Linked DNA regions of Homo sapiens: region 2 is linked to region 1. A link is a loop called in an ENCODE intact Hi-C map of the cell type or tissue named here. Cell type or tissue: natural killer cell. All regions are shown on one strand. Links, peaks and the distances in the headings refer to the core of each region. The heading gives the core; the rest is flanking DNA. Region 1 has its middle 330 kb from the start of MAF. Region 2 has its middle 180 kb from the start of MAF.

Region 1 (15,590 bases), core at 2,508-10,507:
GAGCTGACTAGGACCCCACATGCATGGATCGGGGTGAGAATGAGGGGGTGGAGAGGGAAGAAGCAGCATTCTACCATTTCCTATGTGCGTGACCTTAGAGAAGTCATCTGATTCCTGAAGCCACTGGTTCCTGTCTATAAAATGTTGATGACAGGGCTACCTCCGGAGCAGCTGGAGGTGAGAATTGAATGATAAAATATATTCAGAATCTTTAGCATATTCCCCCAGAAAATAGGAAGCATGCTGTATCCTGTATACATATATTTGAGGGGTATAGCAAGTTTCCAAATTCTGAATTCCTCCTCCTCCAGCCTACAACTTTTCCATGGCCCCATTCCCCAGGAACCTGGTACACCACCTACTTTCACATTAATAGACGTGTTCAGTAGGCTGTGCCTTTGCCCCGAAGATCCAGTGTCAGCAGAAGGGGCAGACACTTGGGGGCCAGCAGGCAGGAAGGCAGGGAGCCATCTCCTGTCCCCCTGTCAGGGCGGGTCCCTGTTTGGGTAGCTCGACAGGCTTCCTGACTACGCAAATCACACCGAGAGCAAGGCTTGGTTTCTGAAACTGCTAGTGCCTTCTACCCACGAAACCCCAAACCCGGCACTCAAGGAGGCTAGAAACAGCTCTTGCGCTTTCAGACACAGACACGGAAAAAGCAATACTTCAAGCAGGCATCTTCCTTCCAAAAGCTCACTTTGAAAGTCAAGGGCCTCTTCGTTCTGTACACAAGAGAGAAAATGGTTCTTAGGTGAGAGAACAAGTTGATGGAAAAGCAAGCCGGAGGATTTGCAGGAGGGAAAACAAAAATCTTGGGAAGAGACCTTGTTTGTTTCTTTTTCCTCTCTGTCCTGGCAAGTCACAGGGATTTCGCTTCCAGAAGAAAGATGGCATTGATTTTTAAACCTGTAGTTTTTAAGCATGGTATTTATTTTCATCCAAGTAATGGAAAAGTCAGGAACATGCAACTAAAGATTTTGCTAAAGATTCACTTTCCCCTTGAACGGTTGCCATCTAACCTGCCCTTTTTGGGCAAAGGATGGCTGTCAGCTGGTCTCCCATTTCCCGAGACTGTCTCTGAACTTGCAGGGGGCAGGTACCTGGACGACTCAATCTAGTCCTAATTAGACAGCTGTGTCCTGTTGAAAGGAAAGAAGCAAACTTGTATTCACTTAGTACAGTTTTATAATGTTTGCAATCGCAGGCATTACCCCAGGGGCACCAATTAAAATGCACTTTTCCAGGCCTTCCCTTAGAGAGATGTCAAATTAGTAGCGCTGGGCAGATCCTAGGAACCTGCATTCTTAACAGATGTGCCCCACCCCCAGTCAACTCCCAGCCAATTCCCAAGTGTAGTGTTCCCCAGATCACACTTTAGGAGGCACAGATATAATGCCTCCTAAAGACCAGACACCTTGTGAGATGCTTCTCCTCACTTCCAAATTATTGGCTTGGGCAATTGTCGTATTTATACACACAGGCGTTATTACAGAAAAGTTGTCTCAAATTTTATAAACAGACACATAGAAGCTCAGGGGGATTAGGTAACTCCCTCCTGGTCACATAGAGAGGAAGGGATAGTTTGACTAGTGTCTGTACAATTCCTAAAGCCATCCACTACTTCATCTCCCTGACAAATGTAGGTGGCTCTTTTTCTCCTCTGTTAGCAGATACAATAGTACTAATAGTACTAATCTCAGAGAGTTAAATGAGATAATAATAGTAATAATAGTACTAATCTTAGAGAGGTAAATGAGATAATATGAAGTTTAGCATATGAAATTGGTGATATTCAACAATTTATAGCCTACAGATGCAGCAATTCCATATGGGTTGACCCAGGCATTGCAAAGTGCCTGCTACAGTCCTGTAACAAAGTCATAGCTCCATAAATGTCAAACATGATTAGAAACTTTTGTGGGTGGAATGGGCACCCCCCAAAAGTCATACTGAGGTCCTAGCTCCTGGTACCCCTGTATGCGAATTCCTTTGGAAATGCGGTCTTTGCAGATGTAATCAGGTTAAGATGAGGTTACACCGAACTGCACGTGTCCTAGATTCAATTACTGGCGTCTGCCTAAGGAGCATTTTGGGAGGCTGAGGCAGGAGGATCGCTTGAACCCAGTAGTTTGAGGTTACAGTGAGCCATGATTGCACCACTGCTCTCCAGCCTGGGGCACAGAGTGAGACCGGACTCAAAAAACAATAAAAATCAAAATTAAAAAAGAGAGATTTAGATACACAGGCACACAGAAGAGAAAACACCATGAGAAATGAGAACAGAGATTGGAGTGACACAGCCAGAAGCCAGAGTACGTCAAGGATTGCCCGCCGCCACCAGACATGGGAAGAGGCAGAGAAGGATCCTCCCCTGGAGCCTTGAAAGGAAGCGCAGCCCTGCCGACACCTCGATTTTAGACTTCTGGCCTCCAGAACTGTGGGGAGAATGAATTTCTGTTGTTCTAGGCCATGCGTTTTATGGTCATTTGTTAGGCAATCCCAGGAAATGAACAGGGAAGCTTTATCCTTTTCATCATCAATGTCGTCATCACCATCACCACCATGACCATCCTTTCTCAGAGCACAAGATGTGGCTCCTGCACTCCGATCCCAGTGCAGTGACCTCTGGCACTGATGGGTGATGTCAAAGTTGCTCAGTCCTAACCCAGCCCTTCACTTGCAATACCCATCTCAGCCTGGTTTGGTTTCCACCCAAATTTTAAAAGTTTCTTTTATGTTTCACACACATTTGTGCTTTTTGATGCTTTCCCAAGCTCCTTCCAGCTTGTGTAATGGAGACGTGTCCCTAAGGAAATGTTTCAAGAGACAGAAAGACAGAAAAATGGTGGCCACAGAACGCTGGGTAAACATTAACTCCTTTCACAACCCTCCTTTCTTGGATGACAAATCTGTGCTGGGGACCCCGAGTCCCAAGAAGGCCTGCTGCAAACATTTATTTAGACCAGTCTAAAGGGTCAGGGGCCTGCTACATAAAAAGCCTCAAAATGCACACTGTTCAGATAGGACTTGCAGGCTGGCAGAAAAACTCCAGGGTGGAGTCTGTGGCCTGTTTTCTTTTCTTTCCTTTCTTTCTTTCTTTCTTTTTTTTTCTTTGAGATGGAGTCTTGATCTGTCCCCAGGATGGAATGAAGTGGCACGATCTCGGCTCACTGCAACCTCTGCCTCCCAGGTTCAAGAGATTCTCCTACCTCAGCCTCCCGAGTAGGTGGGATTCCAGGTGCCTGCCACCACACCTGGCAAACTTTTTGTATTTTTAGTAGAGACAGGATTTCACCGTGTTAGCCAGGACGGTCTCGATCTCCTGACCTCGTGATCTGCCTGCCTCGACCTCCCAAAGTGCTGGGATTACAGGCATGAGCCCCCGCACCCTGCCTGGCCTGTTTCAAATCATTTTTCAATCAATACATGGTTTCCAATGAACTTCCTTTCCATTTTTGCACAGAAGAGATACTTCACTATGGTTCTCCTCTTGCCTTTCCCCTCAACAAAAATGGAAGTAAAACATCATGAGGCTGTAAGTTTTGTCTGTTCATTGACCATATTTTCCAAATAAAAAAAGCAGCATGTATTCCAAATTAAAAAGTAGCCATGACTGACAATGGGGCAGAATGTTTAAAATCTGCATTGTCCAAGACAATCTGCTGAAGAGACTACACTCTGACTTAGCCTCTGAGTTCAGATCCCATCTCATCATTAGGTCTTTGAGTCTGAGCAAGTGACTTTCCTTGCTCGTGTCTCTGTTTTCTCATCTTTATGAAGTCAGTCCTGTGAAATTACTTCCATTTTAAGAGTTGTGAGTATTCAATGAATAATGAACAACAGGAGTTTAGCAGAGTAACAAACATGCAACTTCTCAATAAATAGTTAACTATTATTCTCTTTTTTTGGAGATGGATTCTTGCTCTGTCGCCCAGGCTGGAGTGCAATGGCAAAATCTCACTGCAACCTCCCTGAGTTCAAGTGATTCTTCTGCCTCAGCCTCCTGAATAGCTAGGATTACAAGCGTGCACCACCACACCCAGCTAATTTGGGTATTTTTAGTAGAGACAAGATTTCACCATGTTGGCCAAGCTGGTCTCAGACTCCTGATCTCAAGTGATCCACCTGCCTCAGCCTCCCAAAGTGCTGGGATTACAGGCCTGAGCCACCACACCCGGCCTCTATTACTCTTTTTAGATGTAGAGAGGAAGGCTTTTATTTTGTCCATTCTGTATATCAGAAACTCAACATATGCATATCTCAGTTAAGGTCACTACCATGCAATAGTCTTTATGTTATAGCTCAGAGAGTTTAGGCAACATACACAAAATCACACAGCTACTCATCCCTGAACTTGAATTGAATCCTAACTGGATGCCAAAGTCCTTATCCTTTCCTCTATACCATGTTGGACTGTCTAGAATATGTTCAATCAAAATGAAGCCCCTCACCATAGAATGATGACTCACAGCCTTGACCCCTTGCACTGAGTCTTACAAGGGGATAGTCCTCCTGACTGCCCTGACTTGGCAGAGGGTAGGACTGCTGATGGTACAAAGACCATTCTTTGCAGCTTAAGCTCAACCCCCTGAACCCCATCTCCCTGGGCTCCAGAATCAGTCCACAAAAGCCTGGACTATGGAGTGCACTAACTGCCGGGCTATACAGTAGGGTCCTTTCTTCTGTTCTCAGTGACTAGACTTTGTACTTAGAGGTGGACTGAGGACCCGAAAGTCCATGTGCTGTCAGTGCTCCCTGGACACCAGAGTCTCCAGGGTGCAGCTCCTAGTGCATTTGCATTGGGGTCCCCTTGGGGAGCTTGTTAAAATGCAAATGGCTGGGCCTCTCCTGGAATTGCGCAACCTGAATCTCAGCTGGTAAACCAGACATCTGCATTTTTGACTAGTGTCTGAGTGAGCACGGGTTTATGGATCTTTGTGAGCCATAAAGCCACAGCTTTATTGTTTGTTCTTTTTTCTGAAAATTAAAAAAAAAAAAAGGCTGGGCAAAGTGGCTCATGCCTATAATCCTGGCACTTTGGGAGGTCAAGGCAGGTGGATCACCTGAGGTCAGGGGTTTGAGACCAGCCTGGCCAATATGGCAAAATCCCATCTTTACTAAAAATACAAAAATTAACCAGTCATGGTGGCGCATACCTGTAATCCAAGCTACTCGGGAGGCTGAGGCAGGAGAATTGCTTGAACCTGGGAGGTGGAAGTTGCAGTGAGCCGAGATCGTGCCCTTGCACTCTAACCTGGGTGACAGAGCAAGACTGTCTCAAAAAAAAAAAAAAAAAAAAAAAAAGGCAGACACGAAGTACCTAGAACCCAGCTGATTCTGCAGACCTCCAGCTATGGCAGACAGAATACTAGTCCCTCAAAGATATCCATGTCCCAATCCCTAGAACCTGTGAATATGCTATATTACATGGGAATTGCAAGGGGAAATTAAAGATACAGATGGAATTAAATTTGCTAATCAGCTGACGTTAAAATAAGGACAATACCCTGGACTATCTGGGTGGGCATAATTATTCACAAGAGTTCTTTACAGTGGGAGGGAGGCAGAAGAGGTCAGAGTGAAACAGGATGAGAAGAGCTTCACCTGCCATTGCTGGCTTTGAAGACAGAGGAAGGAGCCAAAAGCCAAGGAATGTTGCAGCCTCTAGAAGCTGGAAAAGGCAAGAAAACAGATTCTCCCCCACAGCCTCCAGAAGGAACACAGCCTGGCAGACACCTTGATTTTAGCCCAGTGAGACCTATTTGTGCATCTGACTTCTAGAACTGAAACATAAATTTATGTTGATTTAAGCCACCAAGTTTGTGGTAATTTGTTACAGCAGCAAATGGACGTTTCACTCATCAGGATAAAAGGGAGCATAGGTTCACATGGCAGCAATGAAAAGTCTAACGTCCACTTTAAATGCCTTTTTCGAGTCATGGAACTTCTCTTTCCCTGCACTGTCTGAGCCCAGAGATTAGATAAATGCTCTGACCACTGCAGAAGCTGGTGGGTTGCATTGTGTCTCAGCCGGGGTTGGGGCCAGAGGAGGTTCCCTAGGGGTTGAAAGCAGGGATCAGGGAGCAGACAGTCGTGGGGGATTCCCTGAAGGTCTGACTAAATGTATCTTAGGGCCCCAGCAAAACAAGGACACCGCAGAGCAAAACAAGAATTCCAACTTTGGTGAATTTTCCCACATTGTATTATCAATAACTTCGGCACAATGTCATTTTAACATACTTCTTACTTCTGTATTTTATAATTTAGAGTTTAGACACATTTTGGATTACATGAAATGCAGAAGAGGAGAGGCAAAATAAACTCTTCTAAGTTTAGGGTCTTGGATCAGGCTTTGGCAAGGGGGTCAATCAAGCAAAAGCCAATTGTTAGGAGTTGGCAAACAGGTGCCAAGACCAAAGGAATCAGGTCAACGTGGAGGACAGCAGGGAAAAATATCGGGTGCTCCTCTCGTTACCGAATTGTGGGTGGTGAGGAGAAGTTGTGTTGAGATGTTTAAAAAAATATGGTTGGGAGGAAAGAATGAATGAATGGACAAATGAATGAATGAATGGCTTTAACTCAGAGTATCGGCTCTTGGTGTGCTTTACGGTCTTCTCTGAAGGTCATAACTCTTCCCAGGTCTGTGCCAAACCTCAGGAAGTTCAGAGATGGGTGGGGCCACGTGGTCACAAATGAAAGTTGTCCTACTTAGGGCATCCGCATGGAGCGGCGCTGTGGTCTAGTTCTGAGCAAGTCGGTGTGCAGAGATGAAAGCTCCCACCTCCCCCTCCACTGATGTCTTTGGCCGTAGAGTCACACGCACAGGGCCTCCAGGGGGCTGGCAGCCCAGGAGCAGGCGACCCGCCCCAGCCTGAGCCTGTTACTCTTGGGCTCGTACTAAAGGGGGCTTAGGTCTCTGCACTTTTCATGTGGTGGCTTTCAAAATCGGAATCCACTTGAAGTGGTTTGGGTTTTTCTCTTCTCCGCCTGGTGTTTGCTGTAGAGAAACACCTTCAAACACAGAGAGCACCGCTCAACGCCTCTGTCTCTGAGCGCGTTCAGAGGAACCAGAGACGCCACATCAAGCTGAACGTTTTCATCAGAGACGCCCTGGTGGGGGCCCCCGCCTGCTGCCCACTAGGCAAAGGTTTTCTTTTACCCCCATTGACATCCCCCCACCCAAGTATTGGCTCACACGTACCTGTCGCTGGGAGAACAAACTACCCTTGTTTGTGTGAACGGACCTATTTGGAGAATTTGGAGGCCACAACAGGCAGAAAAATCCCTCTTGGATCCCATATCCTGTGTGGGCCCCCGTTTTGCTGTTGGAGTCTGCAGGGGAGGCAGAGGGGTCAGGGAGATTCTCACTTCTTCTGCTACTGTTACAGGCAGCACCTTCTTCCTCATCACCTCCCTGGTGGTGCCACCAAGCTCCATATTGTACCTTTTATACCATATTTGAAAGAAAATGCTGACTAAGCAAGGAAGAAACCTGGATAGATGTCTCAAGTCACATCCCTCAGAGACATCACATGCTCCAAATCATGTTTGGAACAACTTAGGTTCCTTAGCAGTAGAGATGGATATTGATAGTTCTTCATCAATATCAACAGTCTTTATTAATATCAACAGACTTGTATCTGAGAGAGAAAATAAGCAATTGAGGGGTTGTGGATATTATTTTAATGCTTGAATTACCCAGAGGCTGTCACAGTCTACTCATGCATACTTACAGAGGACAGAGGGATTTTGGAGAGCAGGTAATTCAACATCTTTATTTTGCAGCTACACGAATTCCATCCTGAAAGTTTTACATGACTTGCCTAAGGTTACCGGGCATTTGTGCAGCTGCACCAAATGGCCTTATTTGTATTATGAGATTTAAGGGTATTTACATACATTGGGAGGCTGGGAAATTTTATTTAGTAGTAACCCAATGGAGGTTATGTGCCTTGTGAGGTGTGTACTCTCCTATCTGTAAATGGGGAAACAGTGAGCTAGGGCCCTAACATGGTTCTCACTTGAAAACTGTGGCCATGGCTGGGTGCGGTGGCTCACGCCTATAATCCCAGCACTTTGGGAGGCCAAGGTAGGTGGATCACCTGAGATCAGGAGTTCAAGACCAGCCTGGCCAACATGGCGAAACCCCGTCTCTACTAAAAATAAAAAATAAAAAAAAATGCCAGAAAGCCAGGCATGGTGGCGGGCGCTTGTAATCCCAGCTACTCGGGAGGCTGAGGCAGGAGAATCACTTGAACCCAGGAGGCGGAGATTGCAGTGAGCCAAGATTGCACCAGTGCACTCTATCCTGGGTGAAAAGAGTGAAACTCTGTCTCATTAAAAAAAAAAAAAACTCTGGCCATGTCTTTGTACTCACAAATTAGAGGGACAGAGTGTGTATGAGTGTCTCTGTCTGTGTCTGTGTATAGGGTTGTGGTCAGTGCATGGTGACCTCCCAAGCCACACTGCTTAGACGCACTCAGTGAATTACACCAGGAAGAGATCGCCTTCCAAGCCTGGACTTCAGCCCACACAAATCAGGGCCAGTGGGAGCTTTCTCCACCCTCCTCCTTCCTACTGTCACCAGTGTATTTACTTCCTGAGAGATGGTTGTGCCAGAAAGTCACTGCATCTAGATTTGGGATTATCACTGGAAACAAGCCAGCCCTACCTAAGCAATGATGGGGCTAAGACTAAATCTTTCCCTTGGTATCCTGCCTATAAATCAGAGGAGCAGAGAGATGATGGATTCCAGCTCCTTGCTTTCAGATGGGGAATCTATGGTTCAAAGACTGGGTTGAGTGCCTCAAGGAGGCAGGATTCCTAGCTTTTCATCTGTTCTCCTTCCTCCACTCCACACATGCTCCTCTGCCCTTGGCCACATCTCCTTGACTGCAAGCCTTGCTACTACTTTGGGTTCTCAAGAAATATATCACACACAGCCACCCACTGTCTCAAGCCAGCAAAGAAAAAGCCCCCTGCAGCCCTCAGGCCAGCACACAATAGAACTCATACACTAGGATGCTTTTTTAAAGGGGTACCTTCTGTGGGAGCTAGATGCAGAAGGGATCTGCTTTTCAGGGGCTTCCTTTGTCTCTTCTGTCCCAAAGCTGCCTATTCCCTGATCTTCTAGGCCCTTCACCTCCTTCCACCCACCCCGAGAAGAGGTAGCTAGGAGACTTGAATTCCCGTAAGCATGCAGGATGAAAAAAACAGGATTGCAAAAAAACCCATAAGCCCTTCAGAGCTGTGATCTTTCTGGAATGAAACCAATGCATTCATTTCTTGAGAGATGAATGGACCAGGTTCGTCTCCATAGCTTGCTTCTAGGTTTGGGATTTTATGGAAATATGCAAGACCTTGCTTGGGTGACGATGGAGCTAAGGCCAAACCTCTCCCTTAGAGGCTTGCCTATAAAATAGAAAGTAGGTCCGTGGAGGTTGGAGTTCATTACATTCCTTTGCTTCCTTTTCTGGTGTTGCTACCCCTCACCCCTCACTCAGGGCGATTTGCATGAAAGGAAGTCTGAGAGGCAGGGACAGCCCCCGACCTTGAAGTCACAGGCCACAGAGAAGGAAGATGAGCCAAAACCAGAATAATTATCATTCTGCTCCTGCCCTTGAAGTTCACCGGAGTTTCAGATCAGCCATATTCTTCACCATGACCTTATTTCTGCAAGGGGAACCTCAAGATGCCATTAATCACAACTTAGATTTTTTTTTAAAGCCTGGTGACAAGACAGGGGTGTTGGCTCATTTGGGATGGGAGCTGTGGTTCAAGCCTCTGTCCACACCCACCCATACCTCCATTCGCCAGAGAGAAAGAAAGAGGTGTAAAATCTTGTTCCTGACTGAGAAGGGCTTCACGGCCATGGTGACACCTGTAAACCTACAGGCTGGATTTGCAACCATGTATGAGCCATTAGGGGCAGTGAGTGAGAGGAGGAAGGTGTAACTCACTCGGGTGCCCAGACCCAAGCCCGAGAAGCACATAGCCACTGCTGGAAGTCACTCCTTTGCTAAACAGCCCCTACATCACATCCAGCTTCCATTCCACGTTGGACTCTGATTTCAGTTCTCTAAGGCAAACACCAAGACATCTTGGGTGGTAAACAGTTCAATAAGCATTGAGACCAAATGACCAACATAGAGACAGGTCCCAGGGTTACAAGACATTAAAGCTGCTTTCCATAAAGATTTGGCCAAGAAAAGGTAGAAAGATTGGAAACTAGCAAATATCAAAACACCTACTATGAGCAAGCCACAGCTGAGGAGCTTTTATCTCTTAATTCTCACACTCCTAAGAGATCCTGATCATTACTCCCATTTATCAGGCAGAGAAAGAGAGGTGCAAAAGAGTGAAATGGCTTGCCCAGGGCTATACCACTGGTAAGTCACAGGGAAGAATTGCAGACAAGCATCTGACAATGCGGCTTGTGTGCATGATGTTGGCTGCCCCAGGTGGCCGGCAGCACAGTGAGAATTTCTTTCTCAGGATTGGGGTCCTCTTTTGAAACTGATATATGGAGTTGGTGGGCTTCCTGTTGCAATGTTTCTTGGGTAGTTTGATTTCTTTCAGCCTACAGTTTGGCTAATTCATTCTTCCAGTTCTTTTCATTTAGCTGAGAAATGCCATTGTTTCTTCCTTAATTTTTAAACAACTCTATGTCTGTTGTTGCAAAACCTGTTGTCCTAGTTCGACTACAGAAATGTGGCTACTGTGGGGAAAGGTGGTCACAATTGCTAACCTATATTACGTTCCAGCCTTGCACTTTTACTATGCATTGTCTGAATTCACTTTCACAGTAATCCTAACAGGCTAGTGCCATCATTACTATGACCATTTGACAGATGAGGAAATGGAGGCTTAGAGAGGTGAAGTGACTTGCTCAAAATCCTGCAGCCAGGAGCAAAAGACTCAGGATATGAACAGAGGTTTCCTACAAGCCCATGATCATAACCCTCAGGCTGAGACGACTACATTTTTCTTGCATGGTATGGGTACAGTTACGCACAATTCCGGTGTTTGTGGGGGAGAGGGGGTAGCTGATTCCAACCCCAGGGCTGGGAAGCTCATGTCCACACCCCATGGTCATGGAGGGCATAACAGAAGCAACGAGGCCACTCTGGGGGCCATGTTGTTTTTCTTGGGATTTATTGTGTGGGTCAAAACAGTAAAGATGTTCAGTGAGAGTTCAGAGACCCAGCTCCCCTAGAGGGGAGGATGTGACTCAGTGCCACCCGGACAGCTCTGCCAGTAACTGAGGTGTGATTAAGTCCCACAAGCCGGAGAACCAGGGGAAAGGCGTGCCCCCGCCCACACCCCCAGGCACCTGAGAACGGGCCAGGTGGAGTATTCCCCAGCCCACCCCATCCTCACTCCCACCTCCTAGTCTTAGTGGAAAGAAATAATCTGTCACTTAGGAAGCTCCCTCCAGACCCTTGTCCCCTGGCCTCATCATAAACATCTACTGGGCACATGTACGCTGCACTCTTTGTGTTCTCCCCTTACTCCTGACAACACCATTGAAGCAGGTGTTCATCTTAATCTCATTTCATAGAAGAGGAGGTAGAGGCTCACAAAGATGAAGTGTCTTGCCCAAAAGACTGAAGAACTCTCTCCATGTCATACTACCCGGTGCATCCCAGAGGTAGTGCCTCTGCACTGTCCGCCACCAGCTGATTGGCCGTGAGCCATTCTGCCATTATCCCTCTGTGTATCTTCACACTTGGTACTTGGCCCTAGAACAACAGCCCCGCAGCAGCGGGCAAAGGGGATTCCTCCCATTCACTGGCCCATTCACTCCTCCTTTCCCATACCACACACGTACACACACACACCTAAAACAATCTGCAGAGCTCACACTTTTCGTGTATCTCCTCTCCTCCTTGTTCTGGGTAGTGAGTCCTGAGCAGTAACCACGTGAACCACTTCCAGGCTGGCAGATCTAACTGCAAGTGCTAGCTGGACCCTCCATAGAGTGATTTTCATAATGGGCACAATACCCCACCACATCCAAGATGGCAGCTGCTTCATCAGTGTGAATCTTCATGGACAGAACTTCCACGCTGATCCATGGTGACCTGTAACTTCAGCAAAATTGAACTTTGTTGTTCTAGGCTTCTGAGATGTTGGGGTCTCTTAGCTATCCTGACTTTATAGTGTATTACATGCATAAGCAATTATTACTTAGGATGGATTCACAGCCCCATAGTGGAGACAGACTAGTAAATAACTATGGTAACTCATTCATTCAACAACAGTTTATTGAGAGCTGCCATGTGCTCCATGCTGTGCTTGAGTCCAGGAATGTGTGAGTCTCCCTGCAATCAAAGGAAAGATACATGTCATTACCATGATACCCTGTGAACACTTCTATCTCCTCATCTCCTCTTCATGAGCATTACTGGTTGGTACCTTTTTCTAACAAGGCAGGCAGCAGGATCATGTTCGGTGCCTTGCCTTCCAAGCCCAGTATCCTGTGTCTCACATAGTAGTTGCTCAAAAAATGTTTATTACATGACCAAATTATAAATAAATCCACCCAGCCCAATCCATCACTCTACCCTACTCTCCCTCATGTCTCAAGATGAAGAAGCTGGTTGAAGCTTGGAAGCTTAATTCTTATATAAGTAATAAAAGTGCAGCATCAGAGGTGAGGAAAGATCTTGATATCATGCATATGGCTATTTCCAGAAAGACAACCCAGTCCAAGTGTTCCATACACCACCATGTTGTTTTTTTCTTGGTTATCAACTTCTTTCTTTCCATCTTTCTGACTTTGATAATAACAGCCAGAGATGCTCTTATTGCCTTTTGGGACCTACCCCTTTGCTCTGGGAGTCCTCAGAACCCCTCTATTAAAGGCTTGGATTCAAGGTATATTACAGTAGTCCCCCCTTATCCATGGTTTTCCTTTCCAGGGTTTCAGTTACCCGTGGTCAACCATGGACTGAAAATATTAAATGGAAAATTCTAGACATAAACAATTTATAAGTTTTAAATTGTGTGCCATTCTGAGTAGTGTGATCAAATCCTGCTCCCTCCAGCTTTGGCTCTGTCCCTCAAGACATGAATTCTGGCCGGCTGTGGTGGCTCACACCTATAATCCTAGCACTTTGGGAGGTCAAGTCAGGAGGATCACTTGAGCTCAGGAGTTCGAGACCAGCCTAGGCAACACAGTGAGACCTCAAAGAAATAAAAGAAAAAGAAAAAGAAAAGAAAAGAAGAAAAGAAAGGAGAGGAGAGGAAAGGGAAGAAAAGGGAAGGAGAAAAAGAAAAGTTGAATTCTCCCTGTGTTCAACATATCCCTGCTGTAGACACTCCCCACCTGTGAGTCACTTAGCAGCCATCTCAGTCATCAGCTCGACTGCTGCGTATCACAGTGCTCATGTTCAAGTAACCCTTATTTCATTTGGTAGTAGCCCCAAAGAACTAGAGTCGAGATGCTGGCAATCAGATATGCCAAAGAGAAGCTGTAAAGTGCTTCCTTTAGGGGAAAAGGTGAAAGTTCTGGACTTAAGGATAGGAAAAACATTGTGTGCTGAGATTGCTAAGATCTGTGGTAACAGTGAATCCTCTGTTTGTGAAATTATGAATAGTATATAGTTCTAATTGTTCTGTTATTATTAGTTATTACTGTTAATCTCTTACTGTGCCTAATTTTTAAATTAATCTTTATCATAGGTACGTATGTCAAGGGAAAAATATACTGTATATAGGGTTCAGAACTATCTGTGGTATCGGGTCCACTGGAGGTCTTGGAACATATCGTACTTGGATAAGGGAGAACTGCTGTACTTATTTCTTCCTTAGAGTCACTTATTCGGGACCCTGGCGAAAGAGAGAAGTGAGAGGAGGCTGGGAGGTCAGTCATTGCCACAACCAACTATTGGGGAGTGAGACTCAAGTGAAAACACTAAGAGAATTCAGAGAGAGGGCTGATTTATGTGCCTAAGAATGATAGTCAGGATTAAAGTATTGTCTTTACACCATGACTTTTTGGCCACCATCTTACACTTGATGAATTTAGATTAAACAGGGGGAATACATCCTTATTCAACTGACCAATGAAATTAATGGATCTTGAATAATAATAATAATGACTTCCATTTATGCAATATCCATGTGTGCCTAGGTGCTTTGAATATATTACCTCCCATGGCAGATGAGGAAATTCGTAGAGTTAAAAAAAATTACTTGACTTAAAATTAGTTGATTTTTTTCAAAGAGCTTCCTAAAGAGTTGATTTCAGTGAAAGATCAGCATTAGTCACAGGCGAGTTCTGGTTCCCACAGCTTCCCTTTCTCAGTCTTCCCCTTTGACTTTGCAAGTCTCTGAGTGTCTCCTGAGAATTTGGTACTGAATTAAAATTTGGGAACTGTGGGGTGGAGGGAACTGGTACTCAAAAGTATGACGAAGGCAGGAACCGCTGTCTTGAAGACATGGAGCTTCAGATCCATGGGAAACTGGTGGGGTGAGGTGGGCTGCTGAGTAAGTTTCCTAGAGGTTAGACATTTGTATCTGGGAGATGTGCTGGTTGTGGCTTGGAGCATTTAGGGAGGTCTTCCTGGAGAAAGACATCTCCCAAAAGATGACTAGGTCTTAAGAGGAAAGCCATAATTCTTTTGTCTGACTCAGCAAAAGCAGCATTTGAGAGAGGATAGAGCTCAACTGTTGGGGTCAAATCCTGGCTCAGCCTCGCCATAGTCTCCCATCCAAGTACTAACCAGGCCTGACCCTGCTTAGCTTCACAAGATCAGAAGAGATAGGGCACATTCAGAATGGTATGGCCATAGACTCTGCTGTGTTCTCAGGGCAAGGCTTTGAGCAAGTTATTTAACCTAACTGATGACTTGGCCATTGATTAAAATGCTTAGTTACAGTAAAGATTGGATAAAAGAACACACCCAATGTGTTTAGCACAGTCTCCGAGGCCATGCAGATTTCCAAGGGCAGGCAGTTGTTTTTAGTTCCCTTACAACTGTCCAAATCCCCTGAGTTTTTCAAGCTAAGGTTTCTCTATTTTTGCCCCCTCTGGACTGAGATGGAAGATCTGTTTTCAAGTCCCAGCTCTGCTTACAATGTGATCCTACAATATGATCTCACTTCTCAAAGCTTCCACTTCCTATTCTGCCTCATGAACAGGAGGGATTTCAATCTTCATGGGACTGTTTTCCATTCCCCTGGAGTCTTCTCCATTTACAGACACAGCGGATGTGTCTGCTTTGACTACTGGTTGTCTTGGGGCTCTCTTGCCACAGGAAAGCTTACATCTAGACTTTTCCTTCTAGGCTAAAACAAACATCTAGCCACCAGAACCAGTCTTTCAGGAGACCAGAGGGATTAAGGGATGTGGGACCACCTAGAAATGGTGGTTGTGGAGCAAGTGGCAACAAAGTGAGATTGCTTCATGCCTGTTCTGCAGCTTAAGAGCAGAACTCTTGGAAAGTACATGGTGCCAGACAGAAGACCAGTCACAAAAGTGGAGTTGACTGGCAATGAACTCTCATGAATCTCCAAGCTAATTACCAGGGAAAGTAAGGTTGAGGAGACAACCTCCTCCCCCACTCCACATGCAAACACAGAAT
Region 2 (15,590 bases), core at 4,423-12,422, 140 kb before region 1:
TCTTTGGGTATATGGGGAAAAAGGCTACGATAAAAATTGTGTAGAGTATGTTTGTGTGCTAGTAAAACAACAAAAAAAATCACCTTCTCTAAGCAAAGAGCATCAGAGTATACCTTCAAGGGGAAGCAGTGTCCTTTCTGGGTGGTGGCATATGATGAATAATTTGTATTTTCTCCTGTGTTCATCTATATTCTTCTTATTTTTCATAATGAAAATATGTAGATATTGGGACTTGGATAGGAGCATATTATATTTTGCATCCATTCAACAAATTGGCTAGAACATGAAATGTTCTGGTTTTTAAAGCATAGGTATATCAGGATAGAACCAACAACAGCCATACAGAGTTGGTTATGCAGCAGGATTTTTGTTGTTGTTGTTTAACACCATCTTTCCAACAGTCTCACAGCACTCCTGGAGGTTGGTAGGATCCAGCTGGCTACTCCAGCAATTGCAGTAAACACAGTGCCCAGGTCCCAGGACACATTCAGGGGCTCACAGAAACATGGAAACATTTAAATTTCCTTTAAAAATCAGAAGAAACAAATGAATAGAATTCAGCCTGGATTATATCTGTTCTTATACCAATGCAGTCATAAAATATAACTTCTAATTTTTTTAATCAAGGAGGGGGATCACACAGGCAAAAGTGCCCAGGCCCGCAGAAGCCATAATGCAACCTTAGAGAGGACTGTTTTCATTTGATGGAGAAAGAAACCCAAACTTAGCTTACCAAGCTTTCTCAAGCTGGCCGGTGGTATTGAATTCGAATTCCAGTCTGTGGACTCTACCATGTCACTTTGTTTCTGTTTCTTAGTGGTAACTTTTAAATGCATGATTTTTCAACATCTCGGCAAAGCTTCATTATTATTTTATTTTCCTTCAGACAAACAGGGTGTTTGCAAAATCTTGCCCTTTCCTTCCAAGACCAGCTCTTGCAACCAGATAATTTTGCATAAGCCCTGCCTTGATGACCATGTGGTTTGTGTAAACTATAAATACCTAGCAGTGCGTGTTGATGTCTTGTCTGCACCTCTTAGCAGAGAAAGTAATAATCTTAATGGGTGAAAACCTATGAAATAAGAACTGTTTTCATTTATTATTGTGTTGTAGCAGGCTAATGAATCTTAACCCTATTAAGATTCATGGTGGAAACAAATTGGTTTTCTTTCCATTTTAGTACCAGACTCGAGAACCTGAAGACATGACTGTTTTCAAGCATCTATCTAAGAATTTAATTTTTGATTGAATATGAATCACAAAATAGAAAGGTGGAGGCTAGGTTAGGTGGGTAAAAAGTAGGTTGGGAAATTCAAACTCAATACAGTTAAGTTGCTGGTTCCCAGGAGCTCTTGCACTTTGATTCCTGGGCAGGCCATAATTCAGAAGTTGGTGTATTTTTGCTATAAAGGACCAGATAGCAAATATATTAGGTTTTGTGGGACATGCTATCTCTGTTGAAACTGCCTAATTCTGCTATTATAACACTAAACAGCTATAGCCATTATGTGAACCAGTGAGTGTGACTGTATTCCAATAAAACTTTATTTACAAAAACAAATGGCCCACAGGCTGTAGTTCACCAACTCCTGGGGTAGATGTTGCTGCCATTCATGATTTGGATAATTCTGTGGATGGAACACACAAGTCATCGGGTTTGATTTGCTCAGACTCCTCACCATAGCCTCCACGGCCCTTATAGGAGGGGCTGACATCACATCACATCTTCCACATCTTGGACACGCTGGCCTCCTTGCTGCTCTCCAGACAAGCCAAATTCATTCCCACCTCCTCTCCTTGGTCCTTGCTGAGCCCTCTCCCTAGAACAGGTTCACCAGATTTAGCAAATGAAAAACAGGACACCCAGTTAAATTTGAATTTCAGATAAACAACTGATAACTCTTGCGGTATAGGTACATCCTATGCAATATTTGGGATATGCTTATTCTAAAACATGTTGCTCACGTGCACGTTACACTTAACTGAACGCCCTGTATTTTACTTGGCAACCCTATCTTAGAATCCCCTCCCTCTTGGGCTTTACCTGGCTGGCTGCTTCTTGCTTTTCATCACTGACATCACATCCTCAAAGTTTCCTTTCCTGCTTATCCTAGTTGGTTTCCCCTTCCAGGCACTTTGTCACTCCACCTGTCTTATTTTCTTCTTATCTGAAGTTATCTTATTTGCTTAACTGAGTAGTATCTGTCTCTCCATGACAGCAGAGACCTTACCTCTTTTATTCCTCCATATATGCTGAGTGTTCATAAGATTAGTGCAAAAGTAATTGCATTATTTTTAATAGCAAAAACTGCAATTACTTTCGCACCAACATAATAGAATGGTAACTGGAACATAATAGGTCTTCAATAAATATTGTTGAATGAGTGAGTGAATGAGTTTTAAATCATACTCACCCGAAAGCCAGATATGCCCCCCAAAGGAATGGGGATATGAATAAAACTAGCAGCTACTGAGCACTAAGTATATACCAGGGACGGCCCAGCTGCTTACTCTCTGCTAAACCCCAGAAGTGCATGGAGCAAGCTGTCTCCTCAATTTAAAGATGAAGAGAAAGAGGCTCATTGAATCTCTATGACTGGCTCAAGGTCTTGGAGGCAGTAAATGGTCAAGGTGGGAATCAGGTCTGTCATTTTAACCCAAGACTCTGGGGTCCCCGGGACTCTACAGAGAGTCCATGACAATGAAATGCTTTCTTTGAATTTCATTTTATTGGAGCACTAATAAAAACAGAAGAAAACCTCTGGCCCGTGCAGAAAGGAAAAGCCCCTTCACTTTGACGTCATTGACTAAATCACTTCTTCTTTCAACCTAATTCTTCGCAACCATGAAATATGCTGAATAAGGTTCTTAGAACGAGTGGTTAGGAAAACAAAATAAAGCAGAGAAACCCAAAATAACACATCAGCTCAGGCTTCATTTTTCCAGAATGCTCTGTCCTCGGTGTAGAATAAACAGTGATTCTACTTTATCATGCTCTCATTAAGAATTCACTACTCAAGGCTGGGCGTGGTGGCTCACACCTGTAATCCTAGCATTTTGGGAGGCCAAGGCGGGTGGATCACCTGAGTTCAGGAGTTCGAGACCAGCCTGGCCAACATGGTGAAACCCCATCTCTACTAAAAACACAAAAATTAGCTGAGTGTGATGGCACATGCCTGTGATCCCAGCTACCCAGGAGGGTGAGGCAGGAGAATGGCTGGAACCTGGGAGGCGGGGGCTGCAGTGAGCTGAGATTGTGCCACTGAACTCCAGCCTGGGGGATAGAGCAAGACTCTGTCTCAAAAGAAAAAAACAAAACAAAAGAATTCACTACTCAAGAGGCTGAGACAGGAGGATGCTTGAGCCCAGGAGCTCAAGGTTGCAGCGGCCAACAATTGTGCCATTGCACTCCAGCCTGGGTGACAGAGCAAGAACCTGTCTCAAAAAAAAAAAAAAAATCACTTTTCTTCATTTACTAACTGTCTTTCCCTTTTCTCCGGCCTGGTTTAGAATGTCTATCATCTTCCCTTCCGAGGTTTCTGTCTTCCGATCTGTAAAAGCTAAAAGTAGAGGAAACAAATGCATATTACTAAGTGACAAGAGCCAGTCTGAAAAGACTACATACTGTATGAATCCAACTACATGACATTGTGGAAAAGCCAAAACTATGGAGACAGTAAAAAGATCAGCGGTTGCCAGGCACTAGCAGGGAGGGAGGGATGAATGGGCAGAGCACAGAGGGTTTTCAGGGCAGGAACATGGCTCTGTGTGATACTAGAATAGTGGATACGTGTCATTATACATTTGTCAGTCCCATAGACTGCACAGCAGCCAGCGCTTATCCACAAGGGAATACGTTCTGAGACCTGCAGTGGATGCCTGAAACTGCGGACAATAACAAACGCAATGTATATTGTTTTCTCTTGTACGTACATACTTATGATAAAGTTTAATTTGCAAATTAGGCAGAGTAAGAGATTAACAACGGCTAATAATAAAATAGAACAGTTATATTAATATATTGTAATAAATCTCTCTCTCTCAATTTTTTTTTTTTTCTTTTTGAGACAGAGTCTCGCTCTGTCACCAGGCTGGAGTGAAGTGGTGCGATCTCAGCTCACTGCAACCTCCGCCTCCCGGGTTCCAGCGATTCTCCTGTCTCAGCCTCCCAAGTAGCTGGGATTACAGGTGCCTGCCCCCATGCCTGGATAATTTTTGTGTTTTTAGTAGAGACGGCAGGGGTTTCTCCACGTTGGACAGGCTGGTCTTGAACTCCTGACCTCAGGTGATCCACCCGCCTTGGCCTCCAAAAGTGCTAGGATTACAGGCATGAGCCACCGCGTCAAGCCTCAAAATATCTTATTGTACTGCAGTCACTTATTTGTGGGCCGCGGTTCACCGCGGATGACTGAAACCTTGGAAAGAGGCCTTGGAAAAGGGGGCACTGCCGAGCAACAGCTAAAGTGAACCCTGATGAAACTCTGGGCGGTAATGATGTGGCCAATGCACCACTCTGGTGCGGGAGGTTGTTAGTGGGGGAGGCCGTAGGGGGAGGGGGGCAGCAGTGATTTGAAAAATCACTCTATTTTTTGTTCTATTTTGCTGTGAACCTAAACATTCTCTAAAATAAAAATACTCTTATAAAAAAGAAAAGCCAAGAAGCCACATCTTCTGATCTTGTTTTTTTGGCGTGGGAAGGGCGTGTCAACATGCGGCCACTGTGTTCAGAAACGTGACTGTGTTCACGCGTTGTTTTGTCTGCCGTCGCTGCTGCCTGGAGTGGGTGCCCTGTCCCACGTTGGCCTCGTGCCCACAAAATCACATATAACGTGACACACATTTTGTTCGCCATACAAGAACACTGATGCACATCTATAAACAGCACATCTGAGGGATCAATCTTATTGATTTTCTTTTTTCCAAGTGCCTCTGTCAGAATGAACACAAAGTATTAGTCTGTCTCCCAAATCCACAGGCGTGTTATTGGATTCCTGCAGTTTTGTAGGTGCTGGCCACAGTCACTTTTGCAGTATGTTTACTTGAAGAAGATGCAGGAGAATTGTCAAATGGGTTAAAGAAAGAAAAAAAAAAACCGTGTGTTACCCTCTGAAAAATTGTCTGAATTCACTGGTTATACTCCAGGACTCTCCATGGAAAGTGTGAGTGGAAAACATTTTTTTTTTTCCGGGAGATTTAAAATGCCTTGGATCATGAATGACCAAAGAAAGCAAAGTTTGCAAAGTAAGGGTGGTTAATGGATGAACAGATCATGGTGATGCTGTGACACTGCCACCCTGGTGTCCCTAAAGCTTCCTGCACTCTTGATTAGGTATACAAAGATGATTTCTTCCTCGTGCCAAGGTGAGCTCGGTCTAGGTTTTCTTCTGAATTGTGGCATCTGTGATGAAAATCTCCCCGGCTCCAGAAAATCATCTGAGTGGGGCTGTTCTCATTTTGTCTGTTTCTTCAAAGAGGAACGGGTCAGATCTTGTTTTTCCAGAACAGACATGGAAGATAAGAGGTGGAACATCCTAGACACCAGAGAGTTGCCCGGCTCAGTGCGGCTAAGCCTGGAAGCCTGAAACAGGCTCATCAATAAGCTCCCTGCCTTGCCATCGGCATGGAAACTGTAAGGCGACTGAGGACAGAATCACTGATTTCCAAACCTAGGATGCTTCTAGCAGAAATTTCCACTTCCTCTTGTGTCCTGTTTTCTCAATCTCTGTCCATTTGTGCTGAGTCAAACGTAAGGAAAAGGTGAAATATTGTGACACCAAAGGCTGAAGCCTTGTTCCAAGGAAGTGTCGAGTTCTGTCATTTCCTTCCTTTCAGCCTCCTCAAATCCTCCCTCTATGGGAGGCTGCTGGGAGCCAAAACTGCTGTGTTTGGCCCATGCTGATATTAAACTTCTGAGCACCCCATGATTGCCCTTACCTGGCCAGCACACCTTCACCCTGGCAGAAATGTCCATTTTCCTGAGGGGGGAAGTTAATTCGGAGTTTGGTCCACATTTAGACTGGTGTATTTCCTGTGCAAACACTGCTGACATTTATGAAAACTAATTTAATAAATGTCTGTGATATAGCACTTATTAACATACCACAAAATAGCTCCAGAGTAGCCCATTTTAATCAAATAAATTGTTGCTGCTGGTACCACAGGCTGTTCTTTTATTATGGGGAAGGCAGCAGCCCCCAGCAGAGGAGCAGGAGACGGAGTTTGTGTGGGGCCCTGTGTTGGGGCCTGCAGCTCCACCCAACCATGCGGTGAGGAGCCTGCATCTCTCTGCATTTGCTCCTGATATGAGATAATGAAAAATTGCTTATCATATATCATCTCCATAAATCTTAGCGACAATAAGTCATAAAACCTTGTGTCCTTACATATGGTAGGCGCCCGGGGATCATGTTGCCATATGTGAACAGCAGCTTCTAGGAGAGAGAAAAAAATTCTGTTGCATAAGAAAAACTTCCAGAACTGCTTTCCATACCTAGAGTGAGCACGCCTCCCGCCCTTCCCCATCTATCCTGTTTTATTTTATTTTATTTTTCCTTTCCTTTGCCCCCTCACCACGGGGCTGCCTCCCTTTGTTCCAAATTACCATCGGAAGAACTCCCAGCGCACTAATTAGGAAATTTTGTGGTTTGCTAAATTTTCTTTCTGTCTGTCACAACAGAATGAGTGAATAATCGTCCCCAGCCCCAACGTAGGACACAGGTATTCAGGCTTTGTGTGGCTGAACAGGGGCTCTTTTTTTCTCTGTGGCTGCTCCCAGCTGACCGTGAGGCCCCAGCCCGAAAACTGTCCCCAGATAATGAGAAATGCCTATTTATTTTTAAAACTCAACTCGTTTTCATATCTATCAGCTAAATTAAAGGAGACACGAGAAGATGGTCTCTCAAGCCCAGCCGCGCTGGAGCCTGTGTTCTCGAGACACAATGAGAGGGAATCATCCGGCTTCAGGCTGGCAATGAAGATAGGTCCCTGTTTTCTTCCTCAGGCCAGTTGCACACTTGAGATGTAAAAAAGGGTCAAGGATTTTCTTTTTCTTTTTTAGTTCAACAATTTGATTATCTGTTGCCTCTTGCACAAGGCCAGACCCGCGCAGGAGGAAAACACTCACACATAGGCCAGTCGGGGGAAACTCTCCGGGGTGAAGCAGAGGACCCCTGCAATTTATCATTTCTAAGAATTCCCATTTCCAGGCGAAAATACGGATGCGTTATCGTGGAAAGTAACGTGTGCCGCGTCGTGTGGAGCTCTCCAGCAGCGTCTTATCTGGCCTCAAGAGGGACACTCCTTTCCTGAGATATTTTATCCAAAAGCTGTAAACAAAACTAAGCTCCTGATATTTGGTCAACAAGAGAAAACACTCTGACAGCCAAGCAGGAAGTTAGAGGGCCATGTGGGGAGGGGACGGAGGACCGTACTGCTCCAAGAAGGGGAAGCAGGCTAGGCAGGCTCGGTAGGGCTGGGGACCCCCGCCTCCAAACCTCTGCTCGCCCCAGCCCTCCCTCCTTCGGTTGTCTGTCCCCTTTCCCATGATCCTGTGCAGGAAGCCCACTTTGAGGACCACCAGTCCGCCAGCCCATAATAACATCGCACATCCAAATAGCATGACTTGAACCTTTGGGTCACCCTTGGAAACCGGCTGGGAGAGGGAGAAGTATCCCCTCCACCTTCAAAATAGAATGGGGATAGATACTGCCAGGAGTTCTTTTGATGTTTGGCACCAAGTTGCAGACAGACTGACTTTGTGCTATTCTGATGCTAATTATTTTACCAAGTGATATCTGATTGTTTCTATAAAAGGTTTATGTCGGTGTAGTTCACCACAGGCTTTTTAATGACCTCAAGATGGAAGCAAGAAATGCACCCAGAGTCCATTAAAGAATTAGGTTCTATGAACGCCCAAGTCTGCTGGAAGGGGTCGGCTGCAGGCACCTCCTCAGCCTCAAATGAAAATGAGAATGGTGTGCCCCTGGCTGAATAACTTTTGCTAAAAGAAGGCATAAAAAATACCCTTTCCGTCTGTGAGTTCGGCTCATAGCATGTCTTGGGAATTCTGGCATTGTGGAAACAACATGTTTGCCTGGATTCCATGTTTCTAACTTGAATATAAAGCTGGTGTGCTGGTGTGCAAATAAGAATAATTATGATTGTTGTCACAGTCATCACTGTAATACTTCATGAGTAAAAAACAAAAGGCTGTCTACCATCTTCCTAAAACTATATAACACTTCATTGTCTCCCCTTTACCCATGAAGAAATAGTCAAAAAACAACACAGCGGCTTCCCCAACTTTCTACAGGGAGAGGGTAGCAAGCTGCTTCAGGTCATAGGATGCTCTCTGGTCAGCAGGGTCTTCTAATCCCAATTCCATTTCTTGGCCTTGGACAGAACTGATGCTAACTGACCATTCGGAGCACCGCGCTCCCAGGAACAATATCTGAGTCACGTCTTTCCTTTCTATTTCTTCATCTGTAAAACTGGAGTGGGGGTACGGCCACTCCCTCCTGGATATTTAAAACTTTCAGCTTTAAAAATATTCAATTCTATGAAAGTCACAGTAAATGCCTGATCTTTTTTTTTTTTTTGCAATTTAACCATAAACCACTTCCTTCTTTTTATTCTTGCAAATGTAGTGTATCACCGTGAAGAGAAACAGAAGCACCTATATTTCGAAGAGTTTGTAAGAGTAAAGCCTGTTTCACATGCTGGGAACATATCACTGTGTTCCCAACATGTTGACATGGAGCTTGTCACAGAGACGCTTCCCAATAACTCATGGCTAAATGAATGAAAGGGATGACCTAATTCAGGTCCCTCAATCCCCAAGAACTCCATCAGACCACAACAGAATCAGAGGCAGTTCTGCTGCCACAGCTCAGCCATCTCCTGGTGGTGTCGTTGTCTAACTATTAGCAGTGAGCAATCGCCCCACTTCCATCCTGTGCCGCGGGTGGCAGCTTAGGGGCACACACAGCAGCTGCAGCCCACCCAAAGCTGGGCACATCCCCTCTGTCAGTGCTGCTGGTAGGAGACAGGTGCTGTGCTCGGGCGCAACCAGACACACGGCACTTTGCTAAAAGGAGGTAGGGAAGGTCTCACCCAAGAGGGATGCTTGGTAGGAAGTTCAGATTTTCATAGGGAGGGACATTCTAAGGACCGTAATACAATACACCAAGGGATGCAAGAGTATGGCCCCTGGAGAGAAGAGGGAAGCTGAGATTTGTCAAGGGGTTTGTGACTTGAGAGTTGCCATTGTTTTACAGATAAGGAAGCTGAGGCTCCGGGATTTTTAATAACTAGCCCCAAAGGCACCCAATAGAAAGGGGAGGGCCCAGGATCAAACCCAGGTCTAACTGACTCCAAAGCCCATGCCCTTTCTAATATGGCACAAGCAGAAGGGAGGGGTGGAGGCCTAGAGAGAGAGCAGAGCTGTCAGTGGCCCCGAGGCAACCATAGGATGCAAGCTGCTTTGTAGCTGCAGAAGGAAAAGTGATCCAGGCTTTGAATGCTGACCACACTGAGCAAGGCAGCATCTCTGCCAGCCTCCCTCACAACCTGAGCCATTCCTAATTTAAGGGGACTTCTGCCCCAACACATAGCTCTATTCCTGGATAGTAGAGAGATTTTTCAATGGCTAGAGTCCTGAACCACCCAACAATTTTCCTTCCCTCCTTCCTTCCTTGCCTCTTTCCCTCCCTTCCTTGCTCCCTCCTTCCTCCTTCTTGCCTGCCTGCCTGCCTGTTCATCCTCCCTCCTTCCTTCTCTCCTTCCGTCCTTCCTCCCTTCCTTCCCTCCCTCCCTCCCTTCCTTCCTTCCTTGTTCTTTCCTTCTGTCTCTAAAATTTGTTGACTTGTATCCTGTGCCCAGCACTTTGCTAAGTGCTAATGAACTAACAAGAGTCCTGCCCGTGTAGCTCTCCATGTTTGGGTGAGCTCATCCGTGGTTGAGGACAATGTTAGAGCTGCTCTCAAAGATTTCTAGTTCTCGCTTCCTGCAGGGCACACAGTCCTTTGAGGTTAAGCCTGGGCATGGGAATAGTTTTGTTCAATGAAATGCAAAGGGAAACAAACATGTCAACTCTGGATGGAAGCATTCAAGAGCTGGTGCAGAATTTCCTGTGGTCTCTGTTCCCCTGCCTCAGTGATTGGGGACACCCTATGACATGGAAATCCCATAAGATTTGAACAGTTTAGAATGCTAAGACAACACATGAACTAGTGTCGTGGAGGAGTTCCCTGGTCCTACAATGGATATCACGTGCATGTGCATCTTTAAGTTTTTGATATTTGGAAGTTGTTTGTTATTACAGAGTCTAATACAGTTTTTCCTGATTAACAAAACTCCATTTTGATCTTGGCTCCCAGCTGCATCTTTCCTTATGATTTCTCTCTTACCCAAACCATCTCTTTGAGACTTTGGTTTTCCTTCCAGCTTTCAAGCTCCTTGAGCACTAGTCCGTGTCTGTTTACCTCTGTATCCCACTGATATAGTTTGGATATTTGTCCCTTCTAAATCTCATGTTGAAATGTGACCCCTAGTATTGGAGGTGGGGCCTGGTGACAGGTGTTTGGGTCCTGGAGGCAGATCCCTCATGAATGGCTTTGTGCCCTCCTCACAGTAATAATGAGTTCTCACTCTATTAGTTCACATGAGATCTGATTGATTTTTAAAACAACCTGGCATCTTCCCTTCTCTCTTGTCCCTCTCTTGCCATGTGAAATGCTGGCTCCCCTTGCCTGCTACCATGAGCAAAATCTTCCTGAGGCCTCACCAGAAGCTGAGCAGATGCTGGCACCATGCTTCTTGTACAGCTTGAGAACTGTAAGCCAAATAAATCTCTTTTCTTTGTGAATTGCCCATCCTCAGGTACTCCTTTGTAGCAACACAAAATGGACCAAGACACTCTCACACTTGGTTTAGTGTCTGGCAAAGAACAAGAGCTCAGCCAATGTTTGTTAAGTGGATAAGTAAGAGAATGTATGAGGTATACACCCTCAACCACCAAGCTGGCAAAGGCAGTACTAGACTAGGCAGTGACCTAAAAGGTACAGGAAGGATGGATTTGTGAGCTCAGACAGCTGAGGGCATTTGGCCAGCTACTGATGGAGCCAGCATCTGAACTCAGGTGTGTTGGCCCCAAAGCTCATCCTCTTTCCATCTCAGCACACTCACTGATTCCCCACTGGATTTGGGAATGTGGCCTACTTTTGCCAATCTTTCTTCTCGAATGAACGATGTGTTATCATAATGTGCTTTACCCCACAAAACCACCCTTCCCCTGGCAGAGTAGGGGTTGCCTCTTCGGAAAGATTGCTGACCATATTATTACTAAGAAGGAAAATAACTAATATTACTCGAGTATTTCCTGGGTTTCAGGCACCTGATCCCACAATGGAGATTATCTGTGTGTGAAATACATACATTATTGACATATGTTATTTTATCTAATGCTTATAATAACTCTATGAAGTAGGTCTCATTTTTATCCCTGGTTAAAGAGAGAAAGATATAGCTCAGAGAGGTAAAGTAACTGGATCAAAACTGCACAGCTCGGCCGGGCGCGGTGGCTCACGCTTGTAATCCCAGCACTTTGGGAGGCCGAGGCGGGTGGATCACGAGGTCAGGAGATCGAGACCATGGTGAAACCCCGTCTCTACTAAAAATAAAAAAAAAATTAGCCGGGCGAGGTGGCAGGCGCCTGTAGTCCCAGCTACTCGGAGAGGCTGAGGCAGGAGAATGGCGTGAACCCGGGAGGCGGAGCTTGCAGTGAGCCGAGGCTGCGCCACTGTACTCCAGCCTGGGTGACAGAGCGAGACTCCGTCTCAAAAAAAAAAAAAAAAAAAAAAAAAAAAAAAAAAAAAAAAAAAAAAAAAACTGCACAGCTCACAAGTAGCAGAGCTGGAATTGGAGCACAAATCTAACTCCATAATGGAAGCTTGTAACAACTGTTTTATGTCACAACTTGTCCTGGGGAGTATGTATGAGTTTATGAGAAAGAAAAGGAGAGAGAGAGGCTTCTTGGGGCTGGCAATAATATAGGAATATTTTTTTCTCTACTTACTGTTTATCCAAGTTTGTCACTTGTGTTTTTACAGGAAGCTGTAAGGACTTCCTGCTTTAACTCTCACAGATGCTGACCCTGATAATCCCCTATTTACATACCTACAGGGCAAGGCGAAGCCCAAGGTGCTGACTCTTGTGAGATTTCAGGACAAGCACTGATGGATCACCTCCTCCCATATTATCTCTAGTGCCGCCTCCCAGAACGCTCTGGGTGTGAATGGGGGAGGGTTGTCTTTCCTCTGTCCTTTAGGACAGCTTTAAGCTCTGGAGTAGGCCCTTTCATACATGTTACTTCCATTGATCTTAACAACAACTGCTGGAGCCTATCTACAGGAACTGCGATCCCCATTTTATAGCTGAGAAAACCAAGGCTTAGCTTGAAGCAGTGCTCCTCAACTGGGCGCAACTGCCACAACTTGAGAGGGAGGTGCTGTGGCCAAAAGGGTGAAGGCCAAGAATCCTATTCAATATCCTGCAATACACAGGACAGCCCCTACAACAGTTACCCAGCCCAAATGTCAGTGCCCAGGTGGATAAATTTTGATTTAGATACTTCATGGAACATTCAAGCAATAGGGCTGGGATTTCAACCAATGTCTGTCAAGGCTGTGTACTACTCACAATGGAGGAAACACAGACATGGGGACCCTAAAGCCAATAGGGCCCTTCCCCAACACCTCCACATGGTGGCTTATCTGCCACCTGCACATACCTGGTACCACGGTAATCATACCCTCTAGGGTGTCAACTGGCCCTTTATCTGAACACAACTGTACCTCACCGTTGTGAACTTGTGCTCTTGACATCAGCCTCCCTGAAAGCTCATCTTTGCCATATTGTACTTGCATGTTTTATTTCTAAATTACCCCCAGTCACAGGCCTGTGAATCTTAAGGCCTGGCTCATTCATCTGAGACTATCCTCATATATTTCAATCATTTAGAAAACACTCACTCTCTGCCTGACGTGTACTAAGTGCTCAGTCTGCACAAGGGAAGCAAGGTGTCGCACAAAGTGAGTCATTATCGTGGTACTGGTAACAACAGCAACACTACTGCCACTTATGGAGCTTTCATACCATCCAGACACCATCTCATCTAACTCTCTGGTGACCCTACTACATATGTTTTTAAAGGGTGCAGAGGAAACACAGAAATGAGTGCCGAGGTTGCCTGGGTGGTTGAGGAAGACAACCTGAAGATCAGAGTAGAGATCTGGAAGAGGAATAGCTCTGTGGGTAAAGGCATAACATGCAGGAAGAGTGAGCAGCAAGAGGAAAAGCCTGGGGGAGCCCAAATCATGGTGTGTCTAGAAAGTTGCACAGAGTAATTCAGTAAATAAAGATAGTAGTTGGAGTTGGCCAGATGTCTGGCATCACACAGCTAAATCTTGTAATGACTTGTAATTGAGGTGATTCACCTCAATTTATAGGTTGCCTCCATCACTCAGGGCAAAAGTCACCAGACTTAGATGAAAAGAAGCCCAAACAGACCCCTGCAGGGCTCTCATCTTCTGCCCTGCAAACATTTCCAGGGCTTTCCCCAATGTTCATTGTCATGCAGGCTTCAGAGGCCTGTTTGAATGACACTGAGGTTGGTTACACAAAATAAAAGGTTCAGGGGATGGATATGGGGCAGATAACTCAAGTGTTCATAATACAGGAATTAGAATTATTTAGATGATGTTCATGTCCAAGTCAATAGGGATGTGACATAGAAAACCCAATTAATTCACCAAAGAGGTTATTTACTGAGCACCTGTCTTGAATGCTTGAGGGACAAAAAATAACGAGAAAGGCGAGGTCCCAGCCACCAAGGTTTCGAGGTCTTGTGAGAAAACTGCAAGGCGAACAAAATCAAGGACATTATGGAAAATCACCTGAATAGTGACTGGGGAGTGGAAACTAAAATGGGACAAGGGAGGAGTTGGTGAATAAAGGCAAGATCAAAGGAAGTCTCTGCAGAAGGCAGTACTCAGGCTGGTCTTGGAGGAAGGAAAAATGGATGGAACTAGTGAGGGCATTTAAGGTCCCTAAGACCGATATCTAAGGAAAAGTCAAGGGATCCTAAATTCAGGTCAGGTCCCCCCTCCCTGGAACATCACGTAAGGTCCTTCATTGTCAGGTATCCACCTCTATGCAAAGGGTTATCTCTGGCCTCTCTGCCTCCAATCAGGCCTGATTCACACCCAAACCCCAGCCCCTACAAGTCATCTGCCATCTATGGTCACACGATGGTTTCAAGCTTTTGTCCAGGCTCTTTCCTTTCTCTGGAAGATGAACAACTCTTTAACCTTATATGAGCAGCTCAAATGCTGCCTCCTCCATGCAGCCTTCCTGCATTCACTCTACTCTTTTTTCTTTGCCCTCATCCCATGTCACAGCCATGCATGTTACTGGTTGCCATGGTTGACCTTCTCAACAGAATGTGAGCAGCTCCTTGAGATCAGGGACTTGTCTAACTTTGTATTTCCTTCCACATATGTACCCAGCGCAGGGCACGATTCATACTGAAGGTACACTAATTATCTGTGGACCACATAGGTGAATTGAATAGGAAATGATCTTCTGCAATGAGCTGATTTACTCATAGAAATTTGGAGTGTGTTCGCAGTTGCTCAGTTCAATATGATGGCCACTAATGGCATGTGGCTATTTAACTTTGACAAAAGAAAAACTTCAGCCGAATTAAATTTAAAGGAGTTTAGCTGAGCAATGAAAGATTCGCAAATTGGGCAGCTCCCAGAATCACAACAGATTCACAGAGATTCCAGCGCAGCCATGTGGTGGAAAAAGATTTATAGACAAAAAAAGGGAAGTGACGTACAGAAATCGGAAGTGAGGTACGGAACGGCTGGATTGGTTACAGCTCGATGTTTGCCTTATTTGAACACAGTTTGAACACTCAGCAGTGTATGAGTGGTTGAAGTATGGCCACTGGGATTCGCCAAGACTCTGCTGTGGTTACAGGTGCATACTCCTAAGTTAGGTTTTCAATCTTGTGTACCTATTAAGCTAGGTTGCAATTCATCCACAAGGACTCAAATATAGAGGTATGGAGTCTTTCTCAGGCCATATTTAGTTCACTTTAACAATTTTAAGTTATTGACAATAACTGTAGTTTAGGGGTCGTACTAGCCAAACTTCAAGGCTTCAGTCACCACGTTTGGCTAGTGGCTATGGGATTAGTGCAGATATCGAACATTTTCATTTTAGCAGGAAGATCCACTGAACAGCACTGATCTAGCCTCTGTAGAGTAGGGATGGCCTTCTAAGTTTGTTCTCCTGTCTCTGTTCACACCCTCTTCCTCCTCCCCAAGTTTTGCTGCAGCCAACCCTCTGGGCAATTGAGCGTTGCTGTTTATACCATGCCAGGAGCTACAGAGGGATTCAGTGAGCTGGGTTTGGCTGAGGGTTATTACTACTCCGTGTAAATCAAATCACTCCTCCTGGGTGGGCTTCGGGCCTGCAAAGAGAGCCCAGCAGTTGTTATGTGAAGACACGGGCTCCTGTCATGG

The links. Hi-C counts contacts between places; a loop is a spot of excess contacts. Peaks named below come from ENCODE experiments on the same cell type or tissue, not always from the same donor. Only the 100,000 strongest peaks of a DNase experiment are listed, where the experiment ranks them.
Region 2: a loop joins it to region 1, with 2.1 times the contacts of the local background. A loop is called at or near these places in 2 of 110 quality-filtered maps.

Annotation. Positions count from the first base shown.
Region 1 is chr16:79,263,664-79,279,253 of GRCh38, reverse strand. It overlaps a transcript of MAF not described here and the pseudogene RNA5SP431. Among named protein-coding and RNA genes, the nearest start is that of MAF, 330 kb to the left of the region's middle. In natural killer cell, for the core only: CTCF peaks have their summits at 6,832 (motif pointing right) and 7,034; DNase peaks (open chromatin) are centred at 6,873 and 9,563; H3K4me3 peaks cover 486 bases; H3K27ac peaks cover 1,221 bases.
Region 2 is chr16:79,409,507-79,425,096 of GRCh38, reverse strand. It overlaps a transcript of MAF not described here. Among named protein-coding and RNA genes, the nearest start is that of MAF, 180 kb to the left of the region's middle. In natural killer cell, for the core only: no CTCF peak of the experiment used is centred there; a DNase peak (open chromatin) is centred at 8,816; H3K27ac peaks cover 852 bases.